2 separate regions of the Mus musculus genome follow, and region 2 is linked to region 1. The links are chromatin loops, found by intact Hi-C in ENCODE. Cell type or tissue: gastrocnemius. All regions are shown on one strand.

Region 1 (8,000 bases):
ACATATACAGGGCTATAGTGCGCACACATACACACAGGGCTATAGTGGATGCACACACATACACAAAAGGCTATAGTGCACACACACATACACACAGGGCTATAGTGCATGCACACACATACACACAGGGCTATAGTGCACACACACACACATACACACAGGGCTATAGTACATGCACACACATGCATACATACATGTAGCTATAGTACACACACATGCATACATAAATAGGTATAGTTCTATGTTGCTTCTAAACTATTAGTACCTTGAAAAAGTTAAATGAAATAGACTAGCAACAAGGCAGTGGGTTGTACTCATGACTGCACACAGAGGTCAGTCCAACAGCATCGCAGTCTTCCTGCTGCACCCAGGCCCTACCTGTGTCCGAGCATTGAGCAGCTGCTGGAAACTTTCCACCTCTTTGCTGTCATCAGCAGCCCGCTCCTAAGGAAGACAAGAGGAGTCAGGAGCTTGGGAACCTTCACTGTTGCCATCACTTCCCCTTCTTTCCATGATGTGGACACTGCCAGCATCCAGGGGTAAAGCGCTGAGCTCAGGCAGAGCTCACAAGCTGTAGGGACCCCCGTGGGAGGAGCAGCATTACCATCAGCACCCCGAGCATCATGTCATAGTTGTTGATCAGAAACACAAGCTGCTCCTTCCTGGAGGAGAACTCTGCAGCCACTCGGAGGACAAAATTCTCCACCTCCACCTGCACAAGCCAAATGAAAGCAGCAGGTTAGAAAGCAAGGACACAGGTCCCGTCCCTCTGCTGGCAAATATGTCCTGCCTAGCTATACCTGGAGCTGTCCCAGGAGCTGCAGCGTGCGTTCATTGGGGATCGTCTGGTTGATGCTGACAAGTGCAGAGGAGAACTCAGCATAGCGGCGTGTGATCTGGGAGCAAGAAGGGAAGGCTCACACCTGCCTGACTGGGAGATACAACCCTCAGATACCCCTGCAAGTTCTGTCACCAGTCAGAACAGATGTTGTCTGCCTAAGTTGACTCCTTCGGCAGTACCCACCCACCACTCAGTGTGACCACAGACCCCCTTATTAACCTTGCTCGCCCTTACATAGTGGGGCCGAGTGTCCAGTCCCCCAAGGCGCTGGGGGTCAGTGCTGCGGACACTCTGGACATTCATCTCCAGGATCAGCTCAAACCGAGGCCACAGCAAGGCAAGCACCTGCTCCCAGTACCTGCAGGCTTAATCAGAATCAAAGGTCAGCTGGCTGGGGGTGCAGTCTGCCCAGGGGAGTACAGCACGCTTCAGGGTGACAGTGAGTGGGTGTGCCTGATGCCAATGCTGCCCCTGGGACACATGAATGGGAATAAGGGTGAAGGGCATCAGGTGAGGGCCCAGAGTCAGGATGGAACTGTTTTCGTAACATAAGAAGCTGACCACATCCAGACACCAAGGACCAGAGCTCAGTGACCTGTCCAGGGCAGGGACGTCCCTCTTCGCTGCAATGTTGCGGAACCGGAGAACAATGTGGATACAGAGAAAAACAGCAATGGCATCGTAGCAGTCAGCCAGGTAGGACTCCAGGTGTTTCTGTGGCAGACAAATGAATGTTAGCTTGTTGTTCGAGTGGCTGTAGGCAGACAGATGTACATTTCTTTGGGGACAAGGCACAGACCAGGGAGACCAGCTTCTTCCCTGTCCACAGGTACCACAAGCGGCCTGACCTGCTCACAGCCACACTTATGTAAGTTCCCCACAGCAGAAGCTGGGGCTGAGCAGAAGCTGGGGCTGAGCTTGGGATGGGGGCTCCAGGGCCAAGGCTTAGAGAACACTCATTCCTCAGGAGTTGCTGTCTGCCTGTGGACAGGCTCAGAATTTGGGAGCTCACCAGCGTCATGGAGAGCGTGCGGCCCATGACGGCGTGGAACAGGTCATGTGCAGCCGGGCCAGACACGATGAAAAATTCACAGATGAAAAGATATTCACGGCAAGAATTGTCGAGGAGGGCATAGTGCTGGCTGCGGAAGAGCGCTTCGAATGGATACTACCGAGACAGAGAGAGACACGATGGGTCTCTCACTAACCCGTGGATGTGGAGACTCAGCACAGCTTAGTAATCAGAGCTCACAAGATCACACACCCTCCTCCAGGCAGGGAGGAGCACCCTGAACAGGCACTGAAGATGGGGCACAGGTCACAAGAAAAGCCCTCCCCACTGACTTCTACCCCCACATTCACTTCAACTGTTGCCTCCCAACAGTCACGCCCCAGCCAGTCTCCCTCTGCCCGCCTCTGAGTCCATGGCTCCTAACTTCCCGCATCACAGCAGGCCAGGGACACCGGCCCCCCCCCACACACCAAACTAACACTCAGGGAACTGATCCTGGCCATGGAGGGGTTGCCTCACCATACCCTCTGCTCTCCACGTTGGGCAGTATGGGGCACTAGGATGGGGGCCTCCAGCTCGGCCGGTGAGATGACAGTACCACGAGTGCCAAGGGTAAAGATGGTGTTCCTGCTTCGGAGGGACGGCTTCGAGAAGAAGCGTGAACAGCTTTGGAGTCAGGGAAACCAATGAGACCAACTGCACCAGGCCCAACAAGCCAAGACCCGAGTCCCAGGAAACTAAATATGGCCCGGATAGCCCTTTCCAGAACCTGAGCCTTGCTTGGCCTGACACCCTTAATGGCTGTCAAGGTTTTACAAACCCTCAGAAATAAATGTGAAAATCTGTCAGAGCGGCGAGTGCTTCTTAGAGAAAAAGCTCTCGATTTCATGTCCTCAAAGGTTGAGAACCACAGAATGGGTAAGAAACACAGCCCCGGGCTGGAGAGATGGCTCAGGGATTAAGAGCACTGACTGCTCTTCCAGAGGTCCTGAGTTCAATTCCCAGCAACCACATGATGGCTCACAACCATCTGTAATGGGATCTAATGGCCTCTTCTGCTGTGTCTGAAGACAGCTACAGTGTACTCACATACATAAAGCAAATAAATCTTCTTAAAAAAAGAAAAGAAAAGAAATAAAGAAAGGAAGAAAAGCAAAGCAAAGCAACGAAACGAAACGAAACACAGCCTGCAGGCTGGAGCCAGATGTCCCCGCCATGGTCCCAGCCATGAGCCCAGCTCATGGGGCTCTCCTCTCCAGGATATCTTTCTTTGCTGTGTCTTCAACACCCATTAGGTCGTCTTTCTCAGCAACTTCCTCGTACTAGAGAAAATAACAGAGCTGAACCATCACTCTCCACCAGCAGCAGGTGAGGACTTCATCCCTCCCCCTCCTCCCCCTTCCCCTCCTCCTCCTCCCCATCCTCCTCCATGTCTCCAGCCTTGCTCACCTGCACTTTCATGAGCCGCCCCACATAGGATCGGTAGTAGGACAGGTAGATCTTGCTCAGCGTCTCTACGTACTCATCCCTGATCTCCTTGGCTGTAGCACGCTCATTACCCAGCAGGAACTGATAGAAAAACCTTGGAAGGACCAGGGCAAGTCAGACTCCCTGGATGCCCACGCTGCAGTGTTGAGAGGGCACAGGCCACCCCGCGCCCACCCCGCACCCACCTGTACTTCAGCAGGGCCGCCTGGGGGATCTGGTAGTTGGTCATGGGCTTTCTGAAGGAGTAGATCTTCTGGAGAATAAACTCCCGGATCTTCGTCACTGCCTAGGCGTGGGGAACAGACGGGCCATGAGGCGGGGTGGGCTTTCACTGTACGGCAGGAATGGGGTGAAGATAAAGCAAAGGGAACAAATACTTCGGTTGTGTTCTGGTTATGGAAACAGGGTCTCTCTGTGCAGCCCTTGCTGGCCTGGGACTCACAGAGGTCTGCCTGCCTCTGCCTCCTGAGTGCTGGGGTTAAAATCCTGCACCACCACACCCGGCCTTATTTTTCTGGGTTGTTTCATTTTGTAAATATGATTCTTACTTGCACAGGGACCATGCTAATCTTCTCTGTATTGTTCTAATTTTAGTGTCTATGCTGCCAAGGTGAACACTGCTTGGTTTTGAGGCAGGGTCTCATGTATCTGTACTGGCCCCAAACTCTCGTTTCTCCTTTCACCTCCCAAGTGCTAGGACAACAGACTTGTGCCATCATGCCAATGTATATGGCACTGGGGATGGAACCTGGGGCTGCATGCATGCTAAGCAACCGCTCTGCCAACTGAGCCACATCTCAACCTTCTTTAGATTTTCAGGGGATCTGGAGGGCCAACCACGCTCTGCACAGCGGGAAGCAGTGTGAAGCTCCTGGAAAGCTGATTCTGAGCAGACCACTCCCCACCTTGACCCGGAGCCGGTCCAGCACGCCTCTGACGTCAGCACAGGCAGCGGTGCCCATAGCCTCCTGCTCTCTCACCGCGGCTGCCTTGGCATCCAGCTCCTGTAGCTGCTCCAGGAACCTGGGCTCGGTCACTGGAGCTTCCAGAATTGCTCTGAGGAGCACGGGAGAATGGGTGTGGTTAGACGGGGTACCCCACAGCCCTGAGAGAGCCCCCTCACACCTCACATGTCATTTCTGCCTTTCTCTGTGGTCTCATGCCTTCAAGATAATATGTACAAAGTTTTCATCTCCTGAGCCACACTTCCTCATGTAGCCTTGGAGCACTCTTAACCTGTGTCCTATCCTATGGAGGGTAAAGCAGGGTTCGAAGTTCTTAATCCATCCATTACAAGATCTCACTCTATAGCCCAGGCTAGTCTACTTGCAGCAATCCTCCTGTCTCAGCCTCCCAAGCATATAATTACGGGCATGAGCCGGCACACCTGGTTTCTAGATGGTACCTGACAACCCCAGCCTAGAGACCTATGTTGTAAATTGTTTAGGTAACCCAGCCCAACCACCTGCTTTGGACATTACTACCTTTCAAACCAGTGACTCACGTGACCAGAGCAGAGGGCACCACCAGCCCATCCACAAGTTCCCCAAGTTTCCCCCGAACTGCCTGTCGGTTACGAAGTCGGATGTTCATGGCCCCCGACTGCTCCTGCAGGGTTCGGATCTCAGAGCTGATGGAGCTGAGATCGCTCTGAAAAGCTCCCAGCATCTGTTCCATGCGCTGTGGGGAGGGCAGGAAACATTGTGGGCATGACTCCGGGTTGTCGGGGAACAAGGACAGGTGTGTCAACCAAGTCTCTGTGCAAATCCCTGGTACCCAGCAACCCAGGAGGATGGGAGATCATCACTTGTCCAAGGGGGACAAAAAATACTGATAGAAGAAGAAGGAGAGGAGGAGGAGGAGGAGGAAGAGGAGGAAGAGGCAATTAAGTCAGATTTGGGGCAACAGGTGAGGGCCACCCACCTCCAGGACGGCGTCACAGGCCGTGATCTGATTGTGCAGAGACGCTATGTTTTCACTCTCTTGGATATCTGACCCACAAAAGTCAAGGGCTTCACACTGAACACAGAGCTCTGCCGATCTGCAGTACCTGCCCCCAGGTCCTCCCCAAAGTGACAGAAGCCTGAGAGAGAAGACATCCCCTTGAGGGCTACCTGCATCACAGGCCCCCAAGAGCCCATGCCAATAGCAGCCATCTTGGCCCTGTGCCTGTGAGGCTGGAGGATACAGTCCCGGATTGACTTCTGCTCAATCTGCTGCAGCTCCAGCTCCACCTGCTTTGAATAGTGTCGAAGATCCACACCCTGGGGGGAAGGACAACCAGTACAGACTCCGTGACTGGCTAGAGGGGAGCCACTAAGCTGAGGGGACCCCAAAAGGAAGGGAGGGTGGGGAGATCAACCCAGTGGAGAGCCTCACCGTTTTGAGAGCTTCCTTCACTAACTCATCCTCCAGGTTTGCCTGGATGTGAACTGGAAACAAGCTTATATTTAGTGTCCCCTGCCAGACCTCCCTCTGCCCACACTGGGCACACGCACACCACACCAATCTCCCCTTCCCTCCCAGCCCCCACCCTCTCCAGTTATAGGCACAGCTGCTTTGCCCGGTGGGACTTCCTGCTGTTTCTGCTCCTCATGGTCTACTCGACCACAGATGGAAAATATTAAAAGGGGATTTCCAAAGTGTGGCTTGTAAGATCTAAAATGTGTGGCATTCTGAGAAGCTAGAGAACCTCTCGCCTGGGCTTGGATCTGAAACATCTTTGCTCCGTTAATCTATGGTGTGTGCTGTGCCTGCCTCCCAGTCACTCAGTCTTAGCTGTCTGCGTATGTATGTTCAACCAGGCTGTATTCTTACTCAACAATAGTCCCAAAGGGGAAAAAGTGATGCTGCGATTTTATTATAGTGTATTGCTGTGACTATTCGACTCGTACTGTTCATTTCTTACTATTCCTAAATTAGAAGTTAAGCCTTCTCAACTCATGGATTAAACTTTATCTGTACATTAAGAAAAAAGCCAGCCGGGGGGTGGTGGTGCACGCCTTTAATCCCAGCACTTGGGAGGCAGAGGCAGGCGGATTTCTGAGTCCGAGGCCAGCCTGGTCTACAGAGTGAGTTCCAGGACAGCCAAAGCTACAGAGAAACCCTGTCTCGAAAAAAAACCAAAAAAATAAAAATAAATTAAAAATAAAAACACACACACATACAAAAGAAAGAAACCATAGAGGGTAATCTACTGGGGTCATGTAATATATTTCTAAAGAATAAAGGGGTCTACTTTGCTCCCACCCCATGTCAGCACTTACCATCCACTTCATCCAAGATGAATTCATCAGAGGTGATGTCCAACTCTCCAAGTTGTAGGGGTTCTTGGAGTCCAGAACCCCCCCCCTGAAGAGGGACAGGTTAATGAATGTGGGATACAGAAAGAGATGTTGGAAACAAAACATAATCGGGTATCCTTAATCCTCCAAGTGAGGTGGGGGGTGCTTTGGGGGGTGGGGGGTGCCGGAGTAAGTGGGTCAAAGATTCTGATGCGTTCAAATCTACAATCTTGGGCTACTGAGAATATCAGGCAATTCATGGAGTTGCTGGAGTTGTTCAAATGAGAAAAAACTAGGACTAGTCAAACTTGCCTTTGAATTTAGGACCTCAGTTTCCAGCTATTCCAGGTGATCCCTGAGGGAATTCCAGAGGCTAAAATCGCCAGCTTACATAGTGTTTACCCCTGTGTCTGGTACACCATTTAACATGCTCATTCGGCTAATCCTAACGACCACCTATAAGGTATGTCCTAACAGCGTTTGCACTGTAAAGGTGTGGGAAGTTTTGGCACCGAAAACACAGCATAGCTTTCAAGCGGTGGGGCTGGAGGTGGGACCCCGGGCAAATTGGTTCCAGAGGCCACGTTCTTAACCTTTTACGCTAAACACTAAAATTTTTTTCTACTAAAAATCGTGAACAGGAAGCTGACACTGTCCCTGGGGCTTGGGTTTCAGCCACTTTGGTCCCTACGAAGGCTAGGTCACCATCACCCGTGGCAAGACGGCTCCGAACCTCTTGTCTAAATGGAGCCTACGCCTGAGGAGAGGGACAACCTGACGATACTCCGGAGGACCTACAGCCCCGTGCTCTCACCAGCGGGCCCTCCTCCTCCTCTACATCTGAGGCCCCAGCCCGCAACACCAGCTCCCGGGCAGCGGCCGCCATGGTCGCTGCGGCTGCCATTCCCCCGCAGCTTCACTTCCGACTTCCGGCAGCTGTCAGTCTCAGAAAGTCCGTTTCCCGAAGCAAAGCTACAAGTCCTGGAATGTCTTCTATGGAGCAAAAAAGGGTCCCAGATATTTGAGCTAAGGCGATCGGCTCCAGCCTCTCCGGTTAGGCTTTGATCATTTCGGTCAAGTGCAAACAGGAAGGTGAACGTCTCGAACACAACTCTGTTCCGGAACCTTCGCTCCGCGCCCACACAAGAACGGTACGACGACAGAGAAGGCCGAACCGGAAGTTATAGCTCCGGTCCCTTCCAAAACTGTCTCAATACAACTCCTCCCTTAGGGGGAGACGGGGAGAGAAGCAATTTCCGGAAGTGGACCTCCGGGGATAGCCCCGCCTCTTCCGCCAGGAATCTATATAAGACTTATACGTCACTTCCGCTCTCTCTTCCACAGGAGGCCTACACGCCGCCGTCTGTGCCGCCGC
Region 2 (8,000 bases), 1.3 Mb before region 1:
GAAGTCAAACAAAGTGTCCAGCACCTATCAGCAGCAGCAGCAGGGAGATCAGCATCAAGGCCAAGGACACAAGCAGGTGTGTGGCACCTTAAGGCCATGATGGTGATGTGTGCATCAGCAGCTCGGTGCTCTTTCTCTGCCCACACTGTCTTCATGTGCTCTGGCATCTTCCCAACCACACAGAGAGCATGACAAAGGATGCCAACTCCCACAGCTCTAGGTTCAGGCATCCTCTGTAGCCCCTTTGTTTGGGATGGGGTCTCATGACCTCAGGCAGCCTTCAGACTCACTATGTAGCTGAGGCTGTGTTTGAACTCTTAACATTCTGGATCCCCCTATGCAGTTCTGGGGTCAGAGGGACACACCTCTATGCTCAGCTAGATGGTGGCGCATACACACATGTAAATCATGGCCCTCTGGTCATTTCACCTTCTCTAATCTCCCTGTCCTGCCTCTCCTGCTGCCCCTTCCCAAGTGGTCCTGAAGAGCAAAAACTTATAATTTTGGGTCTTATAGCATTGTGATATCTAAGTTCAAGAAATTCAGGGCTGAAGAATAGACCCAGGCAGGGCCAGGCACAGCTAAACCCACCCTGTAGCTAAGAATGTCCGGCCATAAAAGATAAAAAAGAGAATGCAGGAACTAGCCAGGGCTATCAGGACGGACCAAATGGCCATCTGGCAGGATGGCACCTCCCGGGCGGCGCCTCCCTATAGCCCCCCATAAATCATACATTGACCAGGTGTCCTGCTGACCTCGAGAAGTCCCAAGCCCTTGTGCCTCCCTACACCTTAGCCGGCACGTATTACCCTGTTCATTTGTAATCACCCCGCCGACATTTAAATAAGCCAATCATGTGTGACCGCGCAAATTCTTTCGGCTCCCCCCTTTTTTGGTTTGTGGTTTTTACCTTTATAAGCCTGTAAAAAGTTGGGCCGGGGTCGAACTCCCCTGCCCCCTGCGTGGTGCATGAGTTTTGACCCCAGCATGCTGGCTTGAGCTCTCCTTTGTTGTTTGTGTGTTTGTGTGCCATTAAATCCTCATGTAGTTACAGCGAGTTTGGTCTCAGTGCCCTACTGGGTGCGCACCTCCCCGAGGAGGGACTCCCCACGGGGATCTTTCAGTCCCCTAGCTCTTCCAATCTAACATATTTAAATCTTGAGTCCACATATGAACAAATGTGTGCTTCCATGCACTGCTTCTATACAGTTGTCCCCTTCTCTGCTGGAAAAAAGAATCCTCTGGGAGCCTGTGTCTGAACCCTCCACAGTTGTAACCCTGTCTGCACTCTGTGTGTTACTGTGTACACACTCTTATGAAAAGGTTCCTACATCAACTGTAGTAAGAGATGAATAACTGTGGAGAGCCGTGCCGCGAGCAATCGCCATTATAAGATGGTGCTGGCCTCCGCTGTGCCTAACTAGTAAACAAGCCTTGTACGCAGGTGTGAGAGTGAACTCACTCCTAGTCACTCCCATTCTTGGGGCGTAATAGTGGGGTGATGGGCGAGCAACGAATCAGGAGCTGTCACGCCATATCAGGTGCTGAAACGTCATGCTGCGGGCTATATAAGCGGCGCCATTTTCCCGGTTCGGGGTCTTCCTGAAGAAGTAAGCAATAAAGCTTTTGCCGCAGAAGATTCCGGTTTGTTGCGTCTTTCTTGCCGGTCGAGTGGGACGCAATAAATAACAGTTATCATGCAGAATTCTGAGAACGGGAAATGTAATAGACGTGATTTAGTTCCTCTCCCTCTGCACTGCCCTGTGCTCACCCCTGTGTTGGTGAGAGATGACAGAGGAGCTGAGCTGAGGGGATGAGAGATGGAGGCATTAGGACAGTGAATCTGTGCATCTGACAGCTGAGTCTGCCCCTGAGCACCCCAGCCCTGTGCATCATGAACACTGTAGACACTGGACAGAGGAGGCAAAGGTCTCACACCAGGTGAGACAGAATCTTCATCCCATGGAAAGAAGGAGAAAACATGTACAGCATATGTGTCATTTATTTCTACCATGTTTGCCTTGTGACTGTCAAATCACAGTTAGCCAAAGTCACTGAAACTGTGGAATGAGAAACCTCCTGGTAAAAGTCACAGGGCAGCTCAGTTTGTCTCTGTCCTGGGTCATCTCTCCAGCCCCTGGACCAGCTTTTACAATAAACATAAATCTAACGTAGACTCATTCCATCAACCCTTGAATCTTCTCTGGAGGCAGCACCAGGATCCTCAGAGTCAGGGAAGGACAGGGGCCATGGGCACAGCAGAGACCCAACAGGACCAGATCTGAGATGAGAGCCTGTGGATCCCTCCTCTGTGCGGATCCTGCAATTCAGGGTTAGCTGGGGAAAGATGGGAAAGATGGGGAGAACTGTTGTATGCCGGCCTGAGGCCTACTTGAACCGGGTACACCAGGGAGGCAGGCTGGGGCTGAAAAAGACTTAGACAGCAAGAGATTAATGGAGCCAAGACATGATTCTGCTCAAGACCCTCCGTTTACTAAGAGAGTCTACTTATAAAAGGGGAAGGCCCATCCCCCGCCAGTCCATTCTTGGTGTCTTGGAGCCAGCCTGTAGGGGACCTGCAGAATAGGATGTTCCTCTGGAATGTCTCAGGTATTTCTCAGCTGGTAGCAGTGTCTTGGAGAGAGCAGTGGCAGGTGGCAAAACAAAAGAGCCATCTAGGTCGGAAGGCTCCACCTTAGGTAATTTCCTTCACAGTGGTAGCAAGGTTAAAGTCTGGATCAGTCTGCTTCAGGGCTGAGGGAGGCTACAGAGAACTCCACAGAGACAACTGGAAGGAGGCAGGAGCTCAGGAGAGTTTAGTTCACCTGTGCAGACCACAGTGTCCTGAGAGCAGGGCCCTTGTTGTGTCTGGTGGGGACAAGAATGGGAAAACACCTCCTACTGCTGTAACTCATGGGCATTCATGAGGAGAACCAGACAGGAAGCACTCACAGGAAAAGAATAGTCTCAGTCCTCCATATGAACTAAAGATGCAAGAAATAAACACAGAAGACAAAGTAAAGAGCCACAGTCAAGACGGAAGCCTGGGCTGCTCATAATCCTGTGGACATGACAAGGCTCTGGCCATCAGCTTCCTGTGATGTCCCTTTCATCACAGACTCTCGGCATGTGCTTCACAGTGATGAGAGCAGAGCCTGGAGGTGACAGAGCTGAGGGTGACCATATCAAAGATAATAACTGACTGAGCTCACCTGGGCACAACCCTGTTCACATTCAGCTCCCACAGCCTCATCCTGTCCCACCAGATACACACAGTACAGTGACACAGATTCTGGAAGGTTCTCCATCTGCCAGTTATGTCCTCCACAAAGTCTAAGTACTCTCAGTCCTTTAATTTACCTGTCAATCAACCCTCAGGTCAGGATGGGAAAATGAAGTTCACATTCAGATTTTTCAAAAATATTTTTTAAAAAATATTTTATTTATATGAGTACACTGTTGCAGTCTTCAGACACACCAGAAGAGGGCATCAGATTCCATTACACATGGGTTGAGCCACCATGTGGTTCCTGGGACTTGAACTCAGGACCTCTGGAAGAGCAGTCAGTGCTTTTAAACGCTGAGCCATCTTTCAAGCCCAGGGCTGTGTTTCTTACCCATTCTGTGGTTCTCAACCTTTGAGAACGTGAAAGCGAGAGCTTCCTCACCAAGAAGCACAAGCCACTCTGACGGTTTTTCACATTTGTTTCAAAGGGTTTGTAAAACCTTGAAGGCCATTAAGGGTGTCAGGCCAAGCAAGGCTCAGGTTCTGAACGGGCTGTCCGGGCCATGTTTAGCTTCCTGGGATCCACAGCCCTTGGCTTGTTGGGCCTGGTGTGGTCGGTCTCATTGGTTTCCCCCACTCCAGTGCTGTTCACACTTCTACCCTAAGCCGTCCCTCTGAAGCAGGAACACCATCTTTACCCTGGGCAACCGTGGTGCTGTCATCTCACCGGCCGAGCTGGATGCCCCGATCCTGGTGTCCCATACTGCCCAGCGTGGAGAGCAGAGGGTATGGTGAGGCAACCCCTCCATGGCCAGGGATCAGTTCCTGAGTGTTAGTTAGTTTGATATGTGTGAGGGGTGGGTGTCCCTGGCCTGCTGTGATGTGGAAGGTTAGGAGCCATGGACTTAGAGGCAGACAGAGGGAGACTGGCTGGGGTGTGACTGTCAGGAGAAGACAGTTGAAATGTATGTGGGGGCGGCAATCAGTGTGGAGGGCTTCTCTTGTGACCTGTGCCCCATCTTCAGTGCCTGTTCAGGGTGCTCCTCCCTGCCTGGAGGTTGGGTGTGTGGTCTTGTGAGCTCTGATTACTAAGCTGTGCTGAGTCTCCACATCCACGGGGTCAGTGTGAGACCCATCCGTGTCTTTCTCTGTCTTGGTAGTATCCGTTTGAAGCGCTCTTCTGCAGCCAGCATTATGCCCTCCTCGACAAATCTTGCCTGAATATCTTTTTATCTGTAAATTTTTCGTGATGTCTGGCCCGGCTGCACACAACCTGTTCCACGGTGTCATGATGTTCTCCATGACACAGGTGAGCTTCCGAATTCTGTGCCTTTGCACAGGCAGACAGCAACTCCTGAGGAATGAGTGTTCTCTAAGCCTTGGCCCTGGAGCTCCCATCCCAAGCTCAGCCCCAGCTTCTGCTGTGGGGAACTTACATAAGTGTGGCTAGTGAGCAGGTCAGGCCACTTGAGGTGCCTGTGGACAGGGAAGAAGCTGGTCTCCCTGCCCAGTGCCTTGTCCCCAAAGACATTACATCTGTCTGCCTACAGCCACTCAAACAACAAGCTAACATTCATTTGTCTGCCACAGAAACACCTGGAGTCCTACCTGGCTGACTGCTACGACGCCATTGCTGTTTTTCTCTGTATCCACATTGTTCTCCGGTTCCGCAACATTGCAGCGAAGAGGGACGTCCCTGACCTGGACAGGTCACTGAGCTCTGGTCCTTGGTGTCCGGATGTGGTCAGCTTTTTATGTTACGAAAACAACTGAACAGAGGTTATACACATTCCTGACATATGAGTCAAGCTCTGGCTAAGGGTGTTAATTGGTGAGGAGATTGTAAATTGGAATCTCCTTTTAAAATATCAAATAATGGGCATAACTCTGCATTGGGAAGATTACAATAGGGCGGAATCCAAATGATATCTCCTAACAATTTCTTAAAATCATTCAAGGTATGCATTTTATCCATCCTTAGTTCCAGCTTTAGTGGCTCGACAACAGCATCTCTCACTTTAGTACCTAAATAGTGTTGTATGTCTGTCTTCTGAACTTTTTCTGGGGCTATCACCAAATTCCACTTCTCCAAGAGGCATTTAGTTAGGGTCCCAAATACCTCTTCCACTTCCACATTAGAGGATCCACAAATAAAAAATATCACCCATACTATGCTTTCCCTTTTTGTCTCCCTCATCTTTATGGAGGGGAGGAGAAGGCAACAGAGTGGCTGATGGTTTGGGCGGCCTACCGCGCCTCAACCTCCAGCAGAACATCCGACGACAGCTTTCACTATCAGTCTTGTTGCTGTCACTAATAGACCCTTCAGAGCTAGATTCCTTCTTCTCTTTCTTATCTTTGGTTTGTTGTCTAAGCTGTTTAGACTTTCGGCGGCTAGCCTGAAAAGCAATCTCCTTATTGTACTTTCCATTGGTGTCCCTCAAGCACGCCCTGACCAAGATCCAGATGACTAACATTTTCATTGTCATTTTAGTCGCAATTGAACCCATGTTGCTGAAATTCCCTTCGTCTCTATTCCTGAGAATCTTAATGCTTCGTCCCTTTTTTCTCGGGAACCTTACCTTCGTCTCTATACCTGAGAACCTTAATAGTCCCTAATCCAGAAACCTAATGGTCTAATGGTCTCTAACCGAGAACTTGAATCTTCCCACTTACCGGGAACCTAATAGTCTCTAACTGAGAACTTTAATGCTTAGTCCCTTTTTTCCAGGCAACCTTACAGGCCTGTGCTTTCTTTAAATACCATTGCTTACCAAAATTTCCTTACAGCTGTTTACTAAAATTTCTTACCGCTGTTTACTAAGGTTTCCTTACCTCTGTTTGCCAAAATTTCCCTACTGCTGTTTTCACGGCGTATGGGCCACCATTTGTCCCGGTCCTCCGAGCCGGTGGCGAGACAGGAACAACACAGACACCAAGTTGGGTTCATGCAGCAACTTTACTTCGGGGTTTTTCTTTTACAGCTCCCTTCCCCAGCAGCTTCTTCTTAGGGCAGGGGCTAAACTACTCCTATTCTACTTCTCTTACTCTACTTCTACTCACGGCAAGGGCTAAAACTCCTCACTACTCTACTACTGGCTTCTACCTAGGGCAAGGGATAAAAAACAACTCACCTCACTACTCGCGACTCCTCCCCTTCTAGCTCCACCCCACCTCATCCAGTCAGAATTCACACCTGCTCCAGGCAGGAGCTTAGGTCATTCACAGATAGGCTGACGGGTCTGGATCAGGAGGAACTGTCCAGCCTGTCAGGCAGCCCACGCATGCAGCCTCACTGCGCATGCTCGGGCAAGGCAGTAAATGAGTGGGTTTCACAGGGTCTGCGGCCGGCCGCACCCGCTCCCCATAGAGTTCTGTTGCTCTTTCTGGCCCGGGGGTGGCATAGTTGCTCAGGAGGGGACAGTAGCTCTCCAGGAGGGTGACATCTGCTGCAAAGCCTGGGAACGTGGTAGCTTTGGGTGTTGTCCTGAGGGCTATCATGGGAAAAATCCACACAGCCTCTGAGGTTGTCTGTGTCAGCCTCTAAGTGGCTGTCACAGCTCCTTTGAGGGTGGAGGGCCTGTAACACCTGCAGACATGCATTGAGGCAGGGGTGGACCTGGCTCCAAAACACACCCTGTCATTTTCATGTGACCCAGTCCCTTCCCGCTGCCCTCTGCCCCACCTCTGTACGGGGTTTGCAGACTCCAGAGCAGTGGTTCTCAACCTTCCTAATACTGTGACCCGTTAATACAGTTCCTCGTAGTGACCCCAACCATAAAGTTATTTTCATTACTTCATAACTCTAATTTTGCTACTGTTAGGAATAGTAATACCTGTGTTTTCTGATGGGCTTAAGCAACCCCTGTGAAAGGGTTGTTTGACCCCCAAAGGGGTCATGACCCACAGGTTCTAGAAAGAAGGAACAAGTTGTTTGATTTTTGAGGCAGGGCTTCTCTGTGTACCCCTGGTTGTCCTGCAACTGACTCTGTTTACCAGGCTGGTCTCAAACTTAGAGACCCACCTGCCTCTGCCTCTGCCTCCCAATTGCTGGGACTAAAGGTGTGTGCTCTCACAGCCTGGCAACCTCGACCAAGTCTTAAACAAAAGCTAGGCTGGTTTGCAGACCTGTAATCCTGGCTAAATAGGGGCCCGAGGCACTGGATGGAAAGCCTGCTCAGTTACAGAGCAAGTTCAAGGCCAGCCTGGACCACATCTTAAAAGTAAAGGCTGGGACACAGCTCAGTGGCAGGAAGTCGTCCCTAGGTCCCATCTACAGCGTGCGGGAAATTCCAGGTGAAAGACACTATCAAGGGAAAAAAGAGTAATTTGAGGTTATTTCCTTTACCACTTTCACTTCCCAGGGCCTTGGCTGGAGAGCCTAAGTCCACCCAGATCCCGCCCCGGGCATCCATGCTCCTTTCTCACTTGTTACAACTTTCCCACCTACTCCACCACCCGCTTCCAGGTGTCAGACCTGGGGATCCCAGTCTTCTGGTTTTACCTTATAGCCCCGGGTGTTCTGGAACTTGCTATGTGGTTAAAGAATGCAGAGATCCGCCCTCCCGAGGGCTGGGATTGAAGGCATTCCCAGAGAAACCCAGGACCCTTTCTTAGGGTGGTCACATCAAACTCAGCCGGTGTGTAGTTCATTGAGGACACGGTCAACAGGCAGGAAGCCCTGGGGTAAATTCTGGGCAACAGCAACCACAAAAGGAAAAACAACTAATGCTCTGCTGTGGCGGACTGTGCAGGGGATACCCGTTTCTTAGTG

Evidence for each region. Peaks named below come from ENCODE experiments on the same cell type or tissue, not always from the same donor. Only the 100,000 strongest peaks of a DNase experiment are listed, where the experiment ranks them.
Region 2: it touches region 1 in a loop (11-fold over the local background); 24 of 42 quality-filtered maps call a loop at or near these places.

What each region holds. Positions count from the first base shown.
Region 1 is chr17:33,955,622-33,963,621 of GRCm38, reverse strand. It overlaps Rps18 (ribosomal protein S18), which reads left to right and starts at 7,957. Exons shown (of 5, transcript NM_011296.3): 1 at 7,957-8,000. It overlaps Vps52 (VPS52 GARP complex subunit), which reads right to left and starts at 7,822. Exons shown (of 20, transcript NM_172620.4): 1 at 7,440-7,822; 2 at 6,608-6,692; 3 at 5,721-5,773; 4 at 5,530-5,605; 5 at 5,265-5,332; 6 at 4,846-5,021; 7 at 4,247-4,397; 8 at 3,527-3,627; 9 at 3,303-3,435; 10 at 3,118-3,175; 11 at 2,378-2,511; 12 at 1,854-2,009; 13 at 1,437-1,555; 14 at 1,076-1,199; 3 more. The coding sequence starts at 7,529. Gm23111 (a small nuclear RNA gene) reads right to left here and starts at 3,959; the gene lies at 3,850-3,959. In gastrocnemius, no CTCF peak of the experiment used is centred here; DNase peaks (open chromatin) are centred at 4,273, 7,534 and 7,905; H3K4me3 peaks cover 1,491 bases; H3K27ac peaks cover 1,149 bases.
Region 2 is chr17:35,275,112-35,283,111 of GRCm38, reverse strand. It overlaps the pseudogene Gm18733. Among named protein-coding and RNA genes, the nearest start is that of H2-D1, 16 kb to the right of the region's middle. In gastrocnemius, a CTCF peak has its summit at 3,471 (motif pointing right); no DNase peak of the experiment used is centred here.